Regions from separate parts of the Mus musculus genome. Here region 2 is linked to region 1. The links are chromatin loops, found by intact Hi-C in ENCODE. Cell type or tissue: heart. All regions are shown on one strand. Each heading gives the region's core, and the rest is flanking DNA. Links, peaks and the distances in the headings are about the cores only.

What was found. A loop is a pair of places that touch in the nucleus more often than their neighbours do. Peaks named below come from ENCODE experiments on the same cell type or tissue, not always from the same donor. Only the 100,000 strongest peaks of a DNase experiment are listed, where the experiment ranks them.
Region 2: a loop joins it to region 1, with 16 times the contacts of the local background. A loop is called at or near these places in 37 of 42 quality-filtered maps.

What each region holds. Positions count from the first base shown.
Region 1 is chr5:12,561,167-12,563,981 of GRCm38, reverse strand. It overlaps Sema3d (sema domain, immunoglobulin domain (Ig), short basic domain, secreted, (semaphorin) 3D), which reads right to left. Exons shown (of 18, transcript NM_028882.4): 12 at 611-833. Among named protein-coding and RNA genes, the nearest start is that of Sema3d, 180 kb to the right of the region's middle. In heart, for the core only: a CTCF peak has its summit at 1,614 (motif pointing left); no DNase peak of the experiment used is centred there.
Region 2 is chr5:13,627,808-13,630,622 of GRCm38, reverse strand. No RefSeq gene overlaps it. Among named protein-coding and RNA genes, the nearest start is that of Gm6647, 140 kb to the left of the region's middle. In heart, for the core only: a CTCF peak has its summit at 1,366 (motif pointing right); no DNase peak of the experiment used is centred there; H3K4me3 peaks cover 599 bases; H3K27ac peaks cover 496 bases.

The sequences.
Region 1 (2,815 bases), core at 165-2,664:
GATCTGGAGGTACAGACAGTTGTGAGCTGCTATGGTCATGCTGAGAATTGAATACAGGTCCTCTGGAAGAGGAGTTAGTGCTCTTAAGTGCTGAGTCATCTCTCCAGTCTCCACAAAATTAACTTTAATCTTCAAAATTCATGGACAAGAAAGTAAACTTCCAAGAAGTTTTATTTGAAAGCATTTACCAAGTAATGCTTAATGATTCTAAGAACTGTCTGTAGGCTAACAAGTCTCTGATTTCCAGGCTAGTGAACGGAGAATTATGGATAGAATTTCCCAGCATCCGGTTGTAGCAACAACAGGTAAACATGGAGACACAGCCTCACCTTACTTACTTTTATTCCTCCATGATTAGACAGATACGTTTTGAGCAACTAGTCTGGAACAGTGTGAAAAACATCGACAATATATGCATTTTAAAACTTCAGTGTGGATGGCAGACATTGCTGATCATTATTTAAATGTACCACCTATACAAGTTCAGGAAAAGCTGGCAAGGTATTACTTAATATTTATTTGACTTTGGATGACAAACATTTTGCAGGTTTTTGTTTTATTTCTCCATTAACAAATAGTTTCTTTGGTTGAAAGTGTGGTCTGATCATACCTGTTCCGAGAAACATGACATCATACTGCCCGTCTTCAGCGACCACGTGATCCACCACTATCTGCGTCAGTCTGTAATCCACGTTGATTCTCTTGAAGGTCGGTGCTCCTGCCACTGGGTACACGGACTTATACATCACAGGGTGCCGCCTTATGAAACTGATAACATCGTCTGGAAAGTCTCGGGTGGACTTAATCAGTGGGTCATAGGTTTTGCTTGGACACTGAAAAGAAAGGTGCACAGGAATAAACACGCTACCTACACACCAGAAAGGTTCGTGCCATGGATAAGACTAAGCAGATGACAGAGCAGTGAGGAACTCTGATGTGTGGTGAGAGCAGCTCCAATAGAGTTAAATCTATGCTTCTTCTCCAAAACATTCAAAATTATGTGACTTTACCTGAATTTTCCAAGATTTCTCGAGTGTAATGTTTCTTTCTTAAAAATATTATTGTTTTAAATAAAGATTTTTTTTTTTAAATCAAGCAAGATGGTACATCCATTTAATTACAAAACAGGGCCAGGGCAGGAGGACCCAGTTTTAGAGGCTACCCAAACAAATGCAGAGTTCAAAGTCAGCCTATGTTCCAGAACGAAAACAAATTGCATTACCACCCACAACCCAAAAGTTTCTAATGATGATACTGGAAGCTTAAATTGATGAAGCTGTCATGAAAATGATCTTTAAGCCCCTGAATGTATAGAAAGCTTTTATTTTCAATAATAAAAAAATAGGATTCCTTTCCAATTTTCCTGTTTATTAAAAATTAAAAGGATCAAGTCGACACGTCATAAAATTAGCTCCAAAAGAGCTTTAAGTGCTTGAGGTTGTAATTATACACTTCTGCTACAGCTACTCTGAAAATTAGGCCATGCCCCAACCTGCAGCCTTTCCCCTGAGCCTAGGCTCTGAGAAGGCACCTCAGGTCCTGTCTCATTTCTGCCTAGAACTGCTTCCTGGGAGCGGGTATTAAAGAAAGAGCTAGCATCAACTGCCCTCTGGTGGTCAGACATAAAAGCACAAGTTGATATGCACCGAGTTTATGACACTTATCTAAAATAAAGGAATGACATTACAATTTGAATATTTTACAAGGTATATATACTCTTTCATATAATGTTTCATTTATGTTTCAAAAGCGGCATCCTAGGAAGTTGTCTTTAATAAAAGGTAACATCACATTTTAATTCTTCTTAGACAAATGACTCGAATAAAACTTATACTTAATCATTACAAGTATATGAAATAAAATTTATGACATCAGATAAAACCTATATTAAAGTTCTTTTGATAGTATCGAAATAAAATAAAAACAAAAGCTAAAAACAAATCAAAGTTTTCTAAAAAGTGATAACACAAAATGAAGTTTCCACTGAACAAAGGCATTTTAATTAGGGACTAATTAGATTCATGCCAGAGCTTCAGGGTCTTCCCCTCAGGGGTCAAAGGTGCATTGTTAGCTGAAGATCCTGGGGTAAACAGCTATCCCTCCAGATTGCATGTCAATACAACCATAACGATCCATTTTAAAGGAGAATGTCCACCAAAGAGGTTACACAAACAATTTTAAAGACTTGATAGTCATCTTTTAACTAATTTGAGAATATTTATCTTTACAGAAGTCTTGAATGGCTACTATTAAGAAACTGACCCTTTCCCAATGTCAATTTTTTTTCCTGTTTCATTTTGTTTTGTTTTTTTGTTTTGTTTTGTTTTGTTTTGTTTTTGGGTTGTTTGTTTGTTTGTTTGTTTTGTTTGTCCTAGGTCTGTGTGAAGGAGAATAGAAATGTCCTACATCATTAGCTTGTTTGGTATTCATTTAGCATCTCTATCACTGAAGGCTGGCAAAGTCTGTGTGTCTATCCCTGTTTTGTGCATTTGCCTCATCCACAGAGAGTCAGTCAGCTTAATAGAGGAAGGAGCCTGTTGTTAAGTGTACTGAAATGTATATCAACGTAGATCACACTGCGCTCTTTCCCAAGTCTAGTCTGTACATTGGAGACTTACTCAAAGGCATTCCCAGAAGGCACATGTCTCAGAACGTCGTCAGGTCAGTCTGATTGATTTAACACTAAAAGCAAGATTTTGACTGTATGATATGTTGGAAAGAGTCCTTTGAGTTAATAATTTTTTAAAAAAATAGAAATGAAACAACAACAACAAAAATCCTCAGACTTTGTAGCTGTAGTTACACAGTAATCAGA
Region 2 (2,815 bases), core at 50-2,549, 1.1 Mb before region 1:
AGTTGCAATAAATAGAAGTTAAAACATCACTTTCATAAAATAAACCATCTATGAAAGCATCAATATACACACATGCCTATACATATAGGATTGGGTAAAATATTCCAATGATATAAATTACACTTGAGGGAAAAAGCATACAGTTTGTATCATTTTTATTTTAGAAAAATCTATGATGTATTTGATTACATTTTAATAGATGAAAATATTTGAATGAAATTAAGAACTATGGTCTTTCCATAGAAGAGAGTAGAACAAAAAGAGGTGGTCTTGACATCACAGGCTCCACCTGTCTTCTCGCTGAGGTGGTATTTACCTGCAGGAGATGCCTAGGGAAACTGGCCTTATCCTTCACAGGGGACAAGCGAGAAGGGAAGAAGAGCAAGTCTAGACAGAGAGCGAATTCTGGCTCAGCGAACTGACAGGAACTTCAAAAGCTAAGCTGGCCTATTGAACTAAACAGTAGGAGGCAATCCTTGGCCCTTGCAGTTCTGTCTGGGACCATTCTTCTCCCTCTGATAATGTCAGGCTGGACGAGCCTGAGGACGCTCAGTGTGTTGCAGCTGGTGGGGACCTGAAGAGGCTAGCAGCTGACATGTGGAGCCACAGGTCCTTGGAGGGAGGTCTAGGAAGGCCTACAGTTACAGCCTCCTACATCTTAGTAGTCATGGAAATTTTCACTACTTCCTAAGTGTGAGCTCTGCAAGTCAGCATAGATAGGAGTAAAATATATGCAGATTATGTAGAAATATGTCAAGATAATTATTTAAAAAACAATTTTAAATATATAGTTTCTTAAAGTAAATTATTAAAGATTCCATCTCAAGAATTTAAAAATGAAGTATGAAAACTATCTTACATAAGTATAATATTTTAAGCAAAAGAAAAGTTAATCAAAATACTTGAGCAATAACAAATCTATTAAACTTTGTTATATTTTAATATATGCTTGCCTCAATTTAAATTAATGTGCTTGCATAGAGAACACGACGTTTTAGCTATCCAGTTTTTCCACGTTGCTTAACAGCTAATTTAGTTAAAGTGACTTATAAGGAAATAGAAATAGTTTGAAGAAGGGAACGACAACAACAACAATAAAAAAGCACTCTTACTGTAAATGAGAATTTTCCTGTAAATGTTCTGAAAAAAGACATCTTTTTTTCTCCTTTACCTCTTCTTCCCAATTTATTTTTTACAGTGAAGTTTTATCTAATTTCATGGAATTGAAAATGGGATAAAAACCTGGGGGAAACTGCCACTTTTCACAATTTCTGTAACTCAGCTTTAAAGAAATGATCTCTTCTTCACTTTGGTCCTTTCGCCCCCACGTAGTCTGAAGGCTTTCTGGTGGGTCCTGACCATATTGACCAGTAGGTGGCGCGCTTGCTCCTCGGCACTGACCCTGAGCACTTGAAACTTGTCCAGATTATCAGTCAAGTATGCACACTTGAAAGAAGTGTAATAAAGACGGCGCCTTTAGCCCGTGTGTCTAAAGCCGTTGAGATTCTTTATGTGCAGGTGCACGTAATCCTTTCAAGATGTACAGCATTTCAATAAATCCTCCTCCAGCAGCGTCTTCCCTCACCGTTCGGGCTGGATTGGCTCTTTGTGAGAAAGAAACTGCAGTGTACCTGAACACACCGCATTGTATGCTTAAGCAATAAGAAAGCTGCCCTGTTCGCGTCTGTGTCAAGCTGGCTGAGACGCAATTTCCTCTTTCCTGTATTCACAATGACCTGATGAGTGCGAGCTCCCCGGGTGAGCACAACTGCTCTAGAGAACTTTGCGTTTTTAACTGGAGGGAGGACAGGGGATGCCTTTTGATGATCTATGTTAGAGTAAAAAGCCACCTTTTGGCTACTACTCTTCCCTGTATGTGGTGGAAACGTCATTGAGCACGATCCAGTGCCTTTAATGTCTGCATCATTACTTGTTATTAGTAGAACGAGGAAATCATCACCTATCCATTTCGGTCTTTGCACAGAAGGTTTTCTATGCAGGTAATGTAATTGTTTAACTTTATAACAGAAAGATCTCATTCCTGGAAGAAGACACATGGTGGCAGTTTTTCGACTCTCTTCTTTCTTTTTCGTGTTTCTAAGGAAATCTTAAGTGCTCAGATATCCTTATCTCAGAAAATTAGCCTAGTCAATTTTGTCTTTCTGTGAGAAACAGACTAAACAATGAAGAGGCAAACATTCTCTAGAATAATCCGTTTCCAAGGCAATTGCAACAATAGTGGTCGATAGACAGTGAATCATAGCCTTCTGCCATGTTTCTGCCTAGAAAAGCGGCGACTGTTAGTGAGGGAGGGTGCGCTTTAAGGAAGAGGTGGTCTTCAGCCCATGGCAACCACGTAGGATCCATATCTTCCTCCTCTAAGGCTCCCCCTTCTGCCTTCTGCTTTCTAATTGATACCAAAATGTGCTACAAATAGAGCTAGACACCTGGGCATTGCATTGTGCACATACTCCAAGTTTACGTGCTAATGGGGCAAAGCTGCTCACCTAAGAGCCCAGTGTACTTAAATACTCTCCTCCCCCAGCAGCTGTGGGGAATTTTCAAAATCCTAAATCAGGCGAAGTGTACCTTTTACTTTTTTTTTTTTTTTTTTAATTTCTGGCACACGAGTTTGCATAATGTCCCATGTTGTATGCATCGTGAACTCTTCTCTACCCGGCCAACTTCTGCCTAAGCACAGCCCACTGAGTTCCAGCGCCATGGTGGAGGTGGCTCCAGAAACGGACCTTGTTTCTGTCTCCAAATGTCGCTGCTGTTACTCCTGTCTTGGACATTCATCAGATTTATCATAGGC